Linked DNA regions of Mus musculus: region 2 is linked to region 1. Evidence: chromatin loops called from intact Hi-C (ENCODE). Cell type or tissue: left cerebral cortex. All regions are shown on one strand. Links, peaks and the distances in the headings refer to the core of each region. The heading gives the core; the rest is flanking DNA.

Region 1 (7,734 bases), core at 977-5,976:
AAAATGGAAGAGAATTCTATTATCAGTGGATGGCTTCCCTTAAAACAACAACCTTCTGGGCATTGTGTGAGGCAGACGGTGGCAGAATTTACAAGGTGCTCTTGCTCAAGACTGATACCAGCTCCCCGATCCCTCAAAATCCACACTGAGAGCTCAGCAGCTGCTCTTGGAGGCTTCTCTGCATCACTAACGCATATGGAGGAGAAAGGGCACACTCAGAACCTACCTCGGCTGCCTTCCTGGGGCCCACGATGTTTAATATCCTGAGATATCAACAGGATGGGATGCAAAGAGCAGGCACATGAAGAAAGGAAGGCACGGTGGCTTTGCAGAGGACAGTTACTTAAGGTGTATCTCAGGTGGTGGTAATCTTAGTTGGAGTTATCCTAGGTGGGCAATCACCTCAGGTAGGAGTCACCTTAGGTAGGAGGCAGAGAATATGTAAATTCAACAGTTTGTTTTGTTTTGTTTTGTCCACGCTATAAACACCAAGCTGTTAAAAGCAGCCTCCACTATCTGGGTGCAGATTTTGTATTCAGAGCCTTATTCTACTCTGGAGGGGTTTGCTACCTCTGAGGACGCTCTGAATTTCACTGTGCCTCCCCTTTCCTGTCAGTGAGTGGAGGGGCCTGTTGGACTTGTTAGATTAATCAGCTAAGGTGGGAAGAGATGTCAGGAGAACCTCCTGAGAATCCAAATCAATACTGAGCATGAAAACAAAGCCAGCTTTGAAGCCCCGAGCTCTAAAGGAGAAAGTCTCCATGCTGCTAAGAGAAGTTAGAACACCGCAAAAGTGCGTAAAAGGAGTTCAGGAAATTCTTTCTTCCCTTGCTTCTTTTTCTTTTCTTTTCTTTAAAAAAATTACTTATTTATTTTTATGTATATGAGTACACTATTGCTCTCTCCAGATACACCAGAAGATGGCATCAGATCCCACTGCAGATGGTTGTGAGCCACCGTGTGGTTGTTGGAAATTGAACTCAGGACCTCAGGAAGAGCAGTCAGTGCTCTTAACCACTGAGCTATCTCTCCAGCTCCCCCCTCTTGCTTCTTTTTCCTCAGAAAGTTTGATGATAAGTTTTGGTGTTATGGTGGTTTGATTAAAAATGGCCTCCCTAGGTCCATAGGGAGTGGTGCCATTAGGTGTGGCTTTGTTAGAGAAAGTGTGTCACTCAGGGGTGGGCTTGGAGGGGGGGGGGTCTCAGAAGCTCAAACCAGGCCTAGTGGCTCACAGTTACTTTCTGCTGCTTGTCAGTTTAGATGCAGACCTCTCAGCTCCTTTGCAAGCGTCATGACTGCCCGCACGCTGCCACGCTTCTCACCATGCTCCCTGACATAACAAGAAAGGACGAAGCCTCGGAAACTGCAAGCCAGCCCCAATGGAGTGTTTTCTATTATAAGAGTTGGAATGGTCATGGTGTCTCTTCACAGCAATTAGAAACCTTAACTAAGACAGAAGTCAAGAAGGTGTTCTCCCATAGTGCATTTGGGCACTCTTCTAGGAAGAAGAAAGAGCCATGAAGTGTTCGATTACTTTGCCTTATGGTGGTTGATAGTTGACCTGATCAACTTCCTCTCGCCCTTTGTCTGGAGACCCAGGGCTCGTATTCCTTTCTGGCCGCCCACTGCGTCGAACCTTCTCATCTGTGCATCACGTCTATTCTGGAACATTCTTCCTTCCACTCAGACGTAATTTGTGCAGTATTCACCCACCCCTAATGCTCAAAGCCTTGCACACGAGTGCTTGAAGCAGGTCCAGCAGCTAGATGCTCTTTGAATTTTTGGATATAATATCCTGTCTTAGAGGAGTCTAATACCATATGGTTTTGGTCAAGCCATTTGATGAATCTTTCTTGAACTTGTCATGCATTATTAAATACGACTCAACATTATTAAATACTATAGTTAAAAAGGAGTAAAATTCCAGGGCACTTGCTTGGTGATGCAGCAGATAGGTCACCTCCTGACCCCCAGCTCACACACATCTGTGCTTATTACCTGCATTCCTTACCCCTTTGTTAGTCCCTCCTCTGTCTCCCTGCTTCTGCTCAGCCAGAAGATCTCAACCTGTGGGTGTCAAATGGTCCTTTCACTAAGGCCATCTGAAAACACACTTATTTATGTTACAGTTCGTAACAGAAGCTACGTTACAGCTATGAAGTAGCAATGAAACTAACTTTATGGTTGGGAGTCACTACGACGTGAGGAGCGGTGTGAAAGGATCACAGCATTAGGAAAGGGAGAACCACTGAGTGAGAGTCTCGCCGTTACCTAACCTCTGCACGCACACACACCACAGCTACGGCGGTACCCCAACAAACCCAGGTCTAAGACACACTAATGGCAGCTAGTGGGAAAAGATTAGTGGTCTTTGCTTTTTTTTTTTTTTTTTTTTTTTACTGTGTTAGGGGCTCTCTCCCATGAACCCTGGTCTGGACTGCCTTAGTCACAGATAGGAGTGACAAGACTGTGGCCCAGAATTAAAGCCTAAAGCTGCCCCCCCCCCACTCCTAATAATGATAATGAGATGAAAGTAACCCATACTCCAGGGAAAAGCATCAAACAAACAAACAAAACAACAGACAAGCAAAACCCAAATTATCTGTTTCCCAGACTAGCCTCAACGATGGCTGCGAGTCTAAGCATGGTTCCAGTTGATGGTTTTGGCAGAATAGGCTGAGGTGCTTCTGGGAGAGGAGAAAGTGTCTCCCTCTACTCAGGCCCAGCGGGTGAAGGAGGGATTAGTGCACATCCCTTCTGAAGATCACACAGGCCTGTGAGAATGGGAAGATGGCATTTCCTTTCCTTGGGGGATGCTAATTGCTGTAATGTCCTACCTATGACATGAGGGAACTGGCCTTTCTGCTGCTTTCTGGGCAAAGGAGCAGATAAAGAATGGAGGGTAAAGGAGAGCCCACTGGAGACAACCATTACCATGCCACCAACCAAGCTCACAGCCCATGCAGAGGACACCAGCAGCAGATACCACTGGGTCCTGGAAGCAGTCCCTGGGGAGCGTGACATGAAGGCCAAGTTTCTTCTTCCAGAGATCTGTGCTCTGGGGCGCTCCAGGAGCATTGGCTACTGCCCCTTGTCACACAGAAAGCAGCCAAAAGCCAAGGGCTGAGATTTGCCAGTGGGTGGACAAGCCTTACCCTTCACCTTACCCACTCCTTGGAGTGGCAGTGTGAAGGTAGAGAAGTGCCCCAGAGACCAGAATTCCTGTCCTCACCCTGTTCTTGCTCTGAACGGCAAGATGGTGTCTGAGAAAAGTTTAAATGTAACAGAATAAAATTTTAATAATCAAAAGTGTCCCCCAAATATAGACTCTGATCAAACTTCCATTAAGAGATCTGTTCTTCAGTGGGTGGAGATAATGTAGTAAAACAAAAAAAATTAAACAATTGGAATTTAGATTCCCACACTGAGCGCAGACCCCTCAGTAAATTCTTCATGGTCACCAGGAAAGGGGGTTGCTGGAATGAAAGACAAGAACACTTTGAGATTTTAAAAAAAGTATTTATTTCTTTCTCTCCTTTCTCTCCTTTCTCTCCTCTCTCCTCTCTCTCTCTCTCTCTCTCTCTCTCTCTCTCTCTCTCTGATACTGAGGGTGTGCATAGCAGGGTGTGCATATGCAGAGGCCAGTGTCTTCTATCAATCATTACCTTATTTTTATTATTTAAAGAAGTTGGCTGTGGTTTTCTGTAATGTTCCCCCTCTTCTGTAAAGAGAAGGTTCCTTGGTGAGGACGAGGACTGTATTTACCTGTATTTACCCGTGGTATAAGGACAGATACTTAGAGTGTCGTTAAGGATTGTGATACTTTCGTATAAAAGTGGGGTTTGTAGGTTCTCCTCCAAGATCCATGACTTTACTAGCCTTGGGTAGTTGGCTAGATTTCCAGTCATAAGGTTAGCCTTCAAGGTGTTAGGTGAGTAATGTCCACAAGGTGGCAGCAGAGGACTAGTATGGCCAGTGGCCGCTTGAGTGTGGAAGTAGGAAGTTCTGAGTAGTGCTATTTCCATGAGGAAGGTTGCAAGTCAAGGAAGCAAACAAACAGGTTAGAAACCTGGGAGATAAATACAAACAGGTGCAGATGAATTTTAGGAGGGTATTGAGATGAGACTTGAATAGAAAAATTAGTAATCTCGTACTATGTGTTTATTCTGGGCAGGCAATACGCTCAACTCTCCTGCCTTGTCTGAGCCATTTCTTGGAATAACCCTGCAATTATTTCTATTTCACTTCCGAGGAGATAGAGGCATCGATGAATTAAGTTCCTGACGGAAGTTTACACAGTGACTAATAGGTGGAATTAGGACTAAAAGCCGGGTTTGTCTGACTTCTGAGTCAGACTGAGTCAGTCTGGCTTCTGAACTGCCTTGTTAGACACTGCTGGAGACCAGAGGTTCTCAGAATGTAACACATGGAGACTCGCGGTATTTCTTACTGCATCCATATAGTGTGTGCGTGCGTGTGTGTTTCTGGCACGAGGCTGGGTAGAGCACTGTGGAGGTCAGAGAGCTATATTCTTGAGCTAATTCTACTATGTGGGTCTGGAGCATTGAACTCAGATCCTCAGTGTTGGTGGCAAGCATCTTTATGTACTGAGACATATTATTGGTGTGACTCATGTTTTTAAAGCAGATATTGAGGGGATTCTGATGTGGGTTAGGTTTTGAGAACTCAGCAGGGTTGCCCGCTCGCACTTTGGCTCTTCCCTGGGGTTTTCACAGTGAAACTGGTGGGGACAGCCTTAAAGGTACGGGAGGGGCGGGGAGTCACCCCAGCTCCCTCCCTTACTTACCTGCCTCGATTCGCTTCCGCTTCAGCGCTTCGCTTCGTCTTTGTAGAACTTGGAACTTCTCCCTTCATTAACATGACAAACAGGCTACCTCCATCAAGGGCGGTCGGGTGAGACTAGCCTGGAATTTAGAATCTCCTTATAAATAAAGTCTCAGCTTTAAGCATTAACAAAAGACATTGGATCTTTATAGCGCCATTCATTTCTGAACTTGCCAATTCGGCAGCCAGAGAGCAGCTTCTAGCCTTGCTCCCACCACTAATTATGAAACTGTACCCTGATGCGTGGTAGCGCAGCTTCTTAGCAGAAGCTGTTATTTATCTAAAGATGTTGCCATTTACAGGACTGGGGGAAAGACAGAAAGTTGTTAATCTGTTTCTCTAGCCAGGAATTTCCACATGATGCGGCGAACTGGTTTCCTGGTGCCTTTGGCAGTTTGCTTAAACTTTGAAGTGTACTCATGTTCTTTTTCAGTAAGAGGGGAAATAATAAATGCTCTTCTGCAAACAAGTCTTTTATTCTGAGAGACGAACCCAGCAGAATGAAAGTTATGAGTTGGAAGTTCCTGGTGGAGTTGGGAAGAGCTGGCTGAAGTTTTTGGATATCCCTTTAAAGAAAAAAAGAAAAGCAAGCTAATTTTCACTTTATTTGTTTGAAATTTATGATTACATCCATAGGAGATAGGAGCCCCTTTTGCAGAGGCTACAAAAGGATAGAGAGTAAGGCCTTGGTGTTGTTTACGGGGACACATGGTTTCCATGAGTTTGAGCTGCCTTTGACATTGCCATTTGCATGTCTGCATTAGTATGCTCCGTGAGTAGTCTTGTTTATTCATGTGCACATTATAGATTGTAGACCTCTCCATCAGCACCCATCGCTAGCTTTGAAATCAGAGGGTAGGCATAGCAATTAGGCGCCAACTGTTTGCAAGTGTTTATTCGGCCAAATATGAAAATGATGATCTCATTCTCTGTGCTGAATCCTGGATCTCCAAGGCGCCATTGCTCTGGACTTAGTCAGGGTCACCATAAGGAGAGCAAATACTTGACAGAACAACTCAAGGGGAAAGGTTATCTCTTTTAACTGCAACTTTATAATTGTAGTTACAGTTATAGTTATTGTTGTTAGCATTTTGTCTAGGCTCCACCCCACAGTTATCTGGCAACAGCCAGGTGTGCCTGACTCACTATAAAAGGGGCTGCTGGCCCCCTCTGCTCTCTCTTGCTTTCTTGCCTTCTTGCTCTTGCTCTGTTGTTTCCCCCCTTACCCCTCTCTCCTCATTACCCTACCCTTCTCTCTCCATGTGCTTATGGCCGGCCTCTTCCCTTCCCTTCCCTTCCCTTCCCTTCCCTTCCCTTCCCTTCCCTTCCCTTCCCTCCCCTCCCCTCCCCTCCCCTCCCCTCCCCTCCCCTCCCCTCCCCTCCCCTTTCTCTCTGTCTCTACTACCCTCTCAGCTCTTCTCCCATGCCCTGAAAAACTCTATTCTATACTATACTGTCTCGTGGCTGGTCCCTCAGGGGGAAAGGATGCCTCAGCATGGGCCTGCAGAGACACTTCCCTTATCCCATACCTGACTACACACTCACCAAACATATTCCTTCTCTCCTTATCTTCTTATAAAACACAATAATAGTTATAGTTGTTATAGTTATCATTCCAGCCAGCCATGGATCTACTGATTCTGGGTCCACGTTGAGACAGAAGATAGTGGCGTGGGAACATGTATTAGAGGCTACCCATGTCATGGTAGAGGAAAGCTGGGACAGGAACCAGGTACCACCATCAAAGGCATGTCCCCCAGTGACCTGCTTCTTCCAACTAGGCCCCAACTCCCAAAGTTCCCAGAACCTGTTAGATAGGAACCACATACAGGAGCTTGTGGTGGGCATTTTAATGTGTGCGCGTGCATGTATGTGTGTGTATGTGATGTGTGTGTGATATGTGTGTAAGTGTGTATAGGTGCTCATACATTTGTATGCGTGCATGTAGATGCCAGTGCGATTTATTTATTTATCAGTAGGTTCTCTATTACTGAGCCTGGAAATGCTCAGAGATCCAGCTCAGCCTGCTGACCAGTAAACTCTACTGAAGTGTCAATCTCTGCTTCTTCAGTACCACCGGGAACGCTATCTTCCTAAGCCTAGTTTGCAGCTTCTATTCTGCCCCCTGACAACATCCTGGTTTTCTTATAGAGAACCACCTTCCTGCTTTAGTTAACGTGACGTGGTCCTGGATCCTCCCTTTCAGACTCTTGGAGATGGTTCCTCAGCTCTGGTGTAGCCTGGGTTCAGCTGCTCTCTCCCGAAGCTTTGACTTTGAAACAGACTAAGGGGGCTGAGAAGAGTGCATAGGATCCCTGAGTCTGTCAGCAGTGGCCACTGGAGGGACAGACAGTTGACTGTGTGATGTCACTGTACTTGGTGGCTCTGTTCTCTTTCTGAGAGTCCCAAGCCTCCAGCTCCCACAACCCTCTACGGTCCGCCGTCATCCTGCATTCCACTGTTGGTGCCTACAGTGTCCTGGCTGGAAAAGGCCTGTTGCTTTCTCCAGAGCATCCTTAACATTTTACCAAGTTATAAGTGTGAACCTTCAAGCACATAGCTGAGAGTCTTCACTGTCCCTCTGTTGCTATGGAGAAGCTCGTTCAGTGAAGCATTGGCTTCCTCCTGACCCTGTTATTGGTTCTGTCTTCTCTTCTAGACTGGTACATCTTCTTATCCCAGTTAAAATGGCAATGTTCTGAGTTTAGGATACGGATCACTTCCTTAATGAAAGTTTTTCTTTCCTCCCTAGGACAGAGTATTAGGCACACCATTGTTTAGATTCACTTATTGATTCTTATACACCTATAGACTGAAATTTCCATCAAGGTGGGTGTCATATGCTTTACTCTTATGTTCCCAGGCTAGTTTTTTTAAATTTTTTAAAAA
Region 2 (7,734 bases), core at 1,301-6,300, 130 kb after region 1:
CAGTTAAAATTACTTACAAAGAGGAGAATGTGGGACATACATTTTTATCTTGCTCACGGTAGCAAAACTCTTATTCAATAAGAAGTTGTAAAAGTCTCCATCGAGACAGGACTAAAGGCCGGGAGAGTTGGCTCTGCAGTTAAAAGTACCAGCTGTTCTTGCTGAGGAGCCACGTGCGAATCCCAGCATCCGCATGGGGGCTCACAACCACATGGTGGTTACTGTGACTCCAGTTCCAGGGATCCAACTTCTGTTCTGGTCTCTACTGGCTCCTGCAAGTGGTACACATACATATACTAGGTGCATACAATAAACAAATATTAAAAAGAGACAGCGGCAAAGATAAATTGTAGGGAAAAAAAAGCTGCGTATCTGTACATCAAATGAACATGAACTTACTTTGTCACGTTATTCCTTAGATCTAATTTCATAAATCTTTTTGATTTGAACACGGCAGGGGAGAACTAAGCCTTCCTCAATGCTGTGTGTCCTCCATGGCTTCATCTATTGAGTATTTCTATTCTTTTTGATCATTTTTTATTTTTGTCAAGGCAGTAATTTCTTTATGTGTATGCATAGAAAACAAATTATAAAAAAAGCAACTTAGCTCCTTGGGTCCTTTCTCTAGCTCCTTCATTGGGGACCCTGTGCTCTGTCCAGTGGATGGCTGTGAGCATCCACTTCTATGTTTGTCAGACACTGGCAGAGCCTCTCAGGGGACAGCTTTATTGGGCTCAGTACCCAAGGAGTTGAAGGTGTTAGCAGTCTCATAGGAGGAATAACAATATGAAGTAACCAGTACCCCACAGAGCTCCCTGGAACTAAACCACCAACCAAAGAAAACACATGGTGGGACTCATGGCTCTAGCTGCATATGTAGCAGAGAATGGCATAATCGGTCATAAATGAGAGGAGAGACCCTTGATCCTGTGAAGGTTCTATGCTCCAATATAGGTGAATGCCAGGGCCAGGAAGTGGGAGTGGGTGGGTTGGTGAGCAGGGGGAGGGGGAAAGGAGATAGGGGATTTTCAGAGGGGAAACTAGGAAAGGGGATAGCATTTGAAATGTAAATAAAGAAAATATCTACTTAAAAAGATAATTAAAAAAGCAACTTAGAAATGTATTCTAAACATTAACCAATGAGTCCACACATAATAGCATCAATGGCATAGAGCCTTTTTAGTTTTAGAATAATACTTAAAATCAATCCTTTGCCTGAATGTAACAAAACAAGTTTTGGAATAGCCTTTGTGAAATGAGGTTCATTTAGAGAAAGATAGAAAAATTAAAGAAGTAGGAACCAGGGCTTACAAAAGGGCTTTTGGAGTCTTTCTTCCAGCTTAGTCACCATGTCTGGTCTCTTTATTCCTGTCCCTTTCTTCTGTCTTGAACATCTACCATTTGAACAGTGTGAGCTATGTCCTCATAGTCTACCTCTAAACTCTTAGAGGAAAATAGAAATGGAAGACTAGAGAGATGGCGTATTTAGAGAAGTACTTGTTACACACAAATGAGATCCTGAGCTCAGGTCCTCAGCACTCCTGTAGAAAGCTGAGTGGAGGAGGATATATCTCAATCCTAGAACTAGGGACGGAGAGTCAGGAGGATCTTTGGGGATTACTGGTCAGCCAGTCTAGGAAATCAGTGAGATTTAGGTTTAGTGAGAGACCTTGTCTCATAAAAATAAAGGTGAAGAAGTGATTGAGGAAGACATTCAACATAGTCCTCTGCCTTCCACAAACCTTTGTACATGCACACAAATGTATATCACACACACACACACACACACACACACACACACACACACATGAGAGAGAGAGAGAGAGAGAGAGAGAGAGAATAGTATTAATTCTCGTGAGAGCTTACAATTGTAAATGACTTTTCAGGAGTCACAGGAGTAAACTTCTAATGGTAGAATTTGAGACACTGAAGAGAGTTCTGAGTTTTATCTAGAGACTAAAGGTTAATTAAAATAGAAGTTGTATTTGAGGAAATTCATATCTAGAAAAACACACATTACTGATAGAATAAAGGCAAGTGGAGACCATCAATTCTAAGCCTTTGAATGCTTCTCAGATACCATCTTGGTGGTATGGAGTGAAGATAACTAGAAAGTCCAGGTTTCAATGTAAGCTGAGTGTTTTTCTTTTTTCACTTGCCATTAACTATCAATCACTTTTTATCGAGGAGTAAGGCCTCATGAATGGTGTGATGGAATATCGACTGTCTGACATTTTATAGGTCTTGTACAGATAATCACATCTACAGTTCATGAGTGTCTAAATGGCAAGTGGATTAGACTAGCAATGGTAATTCTATGGGCTATTTTAGACTAGCAATGGTAATTCTATGGGCTTTTGTGTACACTAAGCTTATAGTATATTTGGGAGTGCTGAAGGTTAAACCTGTTCATTGCCAATGGGGAATTCTCAATACCAGAGCATCTTGAGGTTCAGGAACTAGGAAGAACTGTAGAAAGCTGAAGCTTGGGCTAAGGAGAGCATCAGTAGGGAGTTCCTGTGAATGCTATGCACTGTAACTCTTTGTGGGAGCTTCGTGGCCTTGGTGCTGCCTGAGGCATTGGAAGGGAACATTACTTTATGATGAATAGTCATCCTAAAGAGATGGGATTCCATCTGACATAGTCAGCAAGAAATCTTTGATCTATTTGCAAAGATCAAGGACAGAATCAAAACTCTCTCTATGGAGGTCAGAGTTGAGTGCTTTGTGCACAGGATGCTAGAAGATGTGCCTCTGACTATAATGAGGGTAGTGTCTGAGCAGGCTTTGTGACATGCATATTCTTAACACCAGTGCTGTGCAGATATTTATTCTGAATGGAAACATTCCCTCTTAGAGGGAGGCTCCTTAAGACTCATCAAGTAACTTACAAGGCCCTCAAGTCTTAGCAAGTTGTGAAAATTGACAGGATTCACAAGGCTTCTCTTGCCAGGGAGAGAAGACCCTGACCAGCTAAACTGTCTACAAGTTGTGCAGGAAGCTAAAGAGATAGAGCTTTGTCAGCCTTGAGTCGGCACTCATGCTGGGATAGGCTTGTCAGTGGCAATGCTGAGTCATTCATTCTCCCAGGAGCATCCCTCATTTATAGTCCCGGAGCTAAAAGCAATAAATGGACTGGCTCAGCAGGCTCTGCTTGGCTGGTGTTGTTTCCTTGCTTTGCTGTTGGTTCTCCACCTGTGATGAACAGACATTTGTTCACGTCCTTCCAGGAAAAGTCACATAATGACAGGTGCTGTGACAGGGTATCTTTTTAAAAAATTTATTTCTTTATTCACTTTACATCCAGATCACGTTCCCTTTCCCTCCTCTCCTCCCAGTCCTACCCTAACTTTCCCTCTCTCCATTCCCTGTATCCTCCTCTGAGAAGGGAAGACCGCCATGGGTGCTAACCTGCCTTGGTACATGAAGGAACAGCAGGACTAATCAAATTCATTCACAGGGTGCCCAGAAGCCCACAAGTGGGTACAGGGCACAGAACGTGGGCCTGCACCACAGACTCTGGAACTGACTTCTGATGCTGTCTATTATGTCTATTACTAGCTGGATAATTTTGAATAAATCCCTAAGATATTCTGCGTTTTCATTTTTTACGTGAGATACTGATTACATTTTAGCATACTTGTATTGCTCATTTATTCATTTGTTCACTAAATATTCATGGAATGGTTGCAATGTGCCTGGTACTGGATTTAGATACTGTGTCTAACAAACAAATATCACTGTCTTAATAGAGATTATTTTAAATAAGGTATTGTATAAGCACACATCATATTTTAAAAGTCATAATGATGATGATGATTGTGATGTTATACTAATAAACACAACTTCTTAGTGTTTAAGACAGCTGTGTTACCCAACCCCTGACTATCCCTCTAAGCATGGTGAATCTACAGCATCAGCATTTTCCTTCCCTTGGAGCAGAGATCCCATTTTCTCTGTCATTCTAGACAAGCTCTGTGCAGTTTTAGTATTCATAATTGTCCCTACACAAGCTCCCAGAGCCCCCAGGGCCAGGCGTGCCAAGGTCTTTAAGATGCACCTCCTTTCACTCTCTGTCACAGGCAAATATGTCATTGATGTGTAATTAATGATGAGGGAGTCAGGGGCCCAGCATTAACACACACCAATCAAGGCCTTGTCAGCCTGGGAGGTGTTGATGGGATTTCTGTTCTTTTAGCAATATTTATTGTTACAAAATGCTGTGCAGTCTAGTGGGGAAGGGAAGTGCCTCACAGCACTGGTGATGCGTCTGTTTGTAGCCAGCTACAGAAGCAGCATCAGCTGGATCTTGTGACTAATTCAGGACTCTGCAGGCTGAAGTAGATGAGGGAGCTGGAGGGAAGGTCCTTCTGATTAAAATGTGTACGGCATGCAGATTCCTTCTGAGTGAAGATTTAGAAATTTTTGTTCACTCCAGCAATATGATTTCATTGAGCATTTCATTGGGTATCCAGCACCAAGCTTGGCCCGTAGGCAATCGAACATGATGTGCCTTTTGAGTTCAGCAATTTCACATTTATTTGATGGAAAACACGAGATCTTAATTCAGGATCCTTCCCATGGCATGCCTTCTAAGTACTCAACTTTATTTTCCTGCCTGTGGTTAGATCGATACAACAGTGGGTCACAGCATGTAATTCCAGCTCCTGACATTTGCAAAGAGACAGTGAAGAACATGAAGAAGGCTCACGTCACCGTCACTGCCTATCAACTTATCTTTGTCTAGGGAGACAGAAAACTCTCACACCCAAGTTATCTGAAGTGGACTTATTACTCACAGAAATGCAGCAAGGGGTCATTGATGTCTGGGATGCCCAGCAAGTCCACCTCTAAGGCCCTGAAAGACTAGCTAGGGTAGATAGACTTGCCTCCAAGGCCATGTGCATTGCAGACAAAGGAATGCAGAAAGCATCCTGCTTTAGGCCTCTCTCCTGAAGAATAGCAGGACTCTGGTTTAGAAAACTGTTTCTAAAGAGGCTGCAATAGAACCCCAGCTTTGATGAGCAATCCCTCCACATCTCAGAAAGTTCTAGTCCTCACACATTCCACAGGTAGTTTTGAAATCTCCAATGATGAACAAGGAAGAACTGGGTTGGTTCAAGGCTACCAAGAGAACTGTTCTTCAAAGAAAGACACAAAGATGAAAAAGAATAAATGCTACTCTCCTCCTTATCTGAAGTCTCCCTGAGCATCTGAAGTGTGATAATAATCAAGAAACCAAAGCAACTCTATGCTCCTTCTATAATTGACTTCAGTGTGCTTTAATTATGGTCATTAGAGCATATACATTAGGTTACTAGGTTCTAAGCATCGATAATATTCCCCTGTCACAGTTATGTCTTAGTCCTGGAAAAAAACCCATAGGAATTGCCTTAAAGCCTTAAAATTTTACTTTGATGTTTGATATTATGTATCTTATTTATCTCACACTATTCTTACTCTTGCTATGTAGCTTATAATGACCTTGAGTTGATCCCTCCTGAACATTGGGATTATAGGTGTGTGTAGTGTGTGTCACTGTGTCCAGTTTATGGAGTGCTGAGGATCAAACTAGGGACTCTGTGCATGTTAGGAAGCAATGTTCCAACTGAGACATAACTGCAGGACAGGGCTGACCACATCTTAAATATTACATACAACCTCAGCCATTGCCCAACAAAGATCCCTGTCTCTCCAGCCTTCTTGCTGATTTTTTTTCCTATCGCAAAACTTACTTCTTGTTCTCTTTGTTTCTACTGCAGTCATAGCTATTCTGTATTTCCTGGGTCATGGGGTGTCACCCTGACCCTTCTGGCCAGGCTTTTCACCCCCTAGACCTTTGGCTGAGTTTTCTATACGTTCCCTTCTTGGGATCCATTTGGCCATCTGCTTTTCAGCTCATGTTCCCAGATGGTTGTGTGCTGCGGGGAGGAGAAATACACATGACTGGTCAGGTGTGGTTTTCAATTCAGCTTCACTCTCCATGCTGCCTGCCATGCTCTTATGTGGCCCCAGGCTGTCTTCTCATTTGTTCGGACACAACTCTATCCACCCTTCGAGTTTCTTCCTCTGAGTTGGCCTTACTTGCATTATTACAAGTAAGCTTGCTAGGCACAAACTTTACCCACTATTCGTCCTCCGACTGCTAGGGATGAATTCATGTTGCAAAGCATCTCTTAAAAAGGTATTTCCACAGCATTTCAGAAGAAGAAAGGATGATCCCGTGTGTAGAGTGTTTGAGAAGACGAGGAGGGGTTTTCCTGGACTGATCACAAGAACTGGACAGGGAGGGAAAATAACGATGGCGCTAGTGTCAGACAGGCTTCCTTTGCAAGTAATGGTAGCTTGATTTTCTGTGGCTCCACGACTGAGCACAAGCTTTAGGGCTGTGCCGTGAAGGACAACAATGCTGGAACACAGAGTACTTTCAGTCCGTGGGTCAAGGCTGCTTCACTGGGAACATTACTTCCCTGCTACACCTAGCTCACTGCTGGCTAAACCTCGGAAACCCTGGGTTGAGAACTACTTAGCTCTTACCTATCAGGCTTTCTCTCTCTCCAATACATTCTTATTTTCATTCATTTATTTATTCACTTTACATCCCAATCACAGTCCCCCACCCTCATCTTCTCCCAGTCCCACCCTCCCACTTCCCTTCCTCCTTCTCCTTAGAGACGTCCAACCTGCCCTGGCACATCAAGTCCCATCAGACTAAGCAATCTCCTCCCACGGAGACTAGACAAGACAGCCCAGCCCAGGGAAAGGGATACAAAGGCAGGCAACAGAGTCTGAGTCAAAGGTGGCTCCCACTCTGAGCTGCACATCTGCTATAAATGTATAGGAGACCTAGGCCTTTGTTTGGTGGTCCAGTCTTGGTGAGCCCCCATAGGCCCAGCTTTGTTGGCTCTGTGCCAAGGACCAGCTTCAGCTTGGAGAGGGGTTCTGAGAGAAGGGGTATTTGAGAGCGGCAAAATCATGGGTCCATGCTGACGACCTATGTTCTGCTCAAGACAGCTGTCTAGATTGACTATTTTATTTTTTCCTCTGTTCTGCTTTCTCTGGTGATCTCCAGACAGCTCTCTCTATGTTCCACGAGAGACAGTTCTCCAAGCAGTTCTATCTTGGTATTCAAAAAATATCTCTGGATAGTTCATCCTTTGCAGACCAAAAGCCCAGTCTTTTATATTAAATACCAATCTAGTCATTTACTCCAGGTTCCCTTTTGATTATCCTATGAATCCACATTCCATGACCCCAATCACTTGATTTTTAGTTGGCTGCAAGCGCGCGCGCGCACACACACACACACACACTTTTTTTTTTCACATTGCAAAAATAATTCAGAGAACTGTCTGATTTTGTTAACTACCATTTCCAACATGCCTGGGCCTGGACCTGAACTTTCTCTGTCCTAGGTTGACCTTGAAGTCAGGAATCTGTCTGCCTTTGTAAGCATAAACAAAAAGCATAGCTAGTTGGGATCTCCTTCAATCACCACTCCCTAAATCTCTTTATCTCCTTCCTTAGTATCTTTCTGACAAGCTGGCTCATAGTGCAGCTGCTTTGTTCTTTTAGATTTGTGAAGCCACTCATATAATTCATATTGCATCTTTATATTTTGCAGAGTTGAGAAATTATTTATTTTTCAGTTCATGATTTTAGAGTTCTTTTCTACAACCCTAAGGGTTGTCCTGAAGGTCCTAGAGTTTACCATTTTGCTGAGACATTAACCAC

Evidence for each region. A loop is a pair of places that touch in the nucleus more often than their neighbours do. Peaks named below come from ENCODE experiments on the same cell type or tissue, not always from the same donor. Only the 100,000 strongest peaks of a DNase experiment are listed, where the experiment ranks them.
Region 2: a loop joins it to region 1, with 2.7 times the contacts of the local background. A loop is called at or near these places in 3 of 42 quality-filtered maps.

Annotation. Positions count from the first base shown.
Region 1 is chr6:73,363,856-73,371,589 of GRCm38, forward strand. No RefSeq gene overlaps it. Among named protein-coding and RNA genes, the nearest start is that of Gm40378, 78 kb to the left of the region's middle. In left cerebral cortex, for the core only: a CTCF peak has its summit at 3,937 (motif pointing right); DNase peaks (open chromatin) are centred at 3,955, 4,367 and 5,057; H3K4me3 peaks cover 775 bases.
Region 2 is chr6:73,493,398-73,501,131 of GRCm38, forward strand. No RefSeq gene overlaps it. Among named protein-coding and RNA genes, the nearest start is that of 1700065L07Rik, 26 kb to the left of the region's middle. In left cerebral cortex, for the core only: no CTCF peak of the experiment used is centred there; a DNase peak (open chromatin) is centred at 4,333.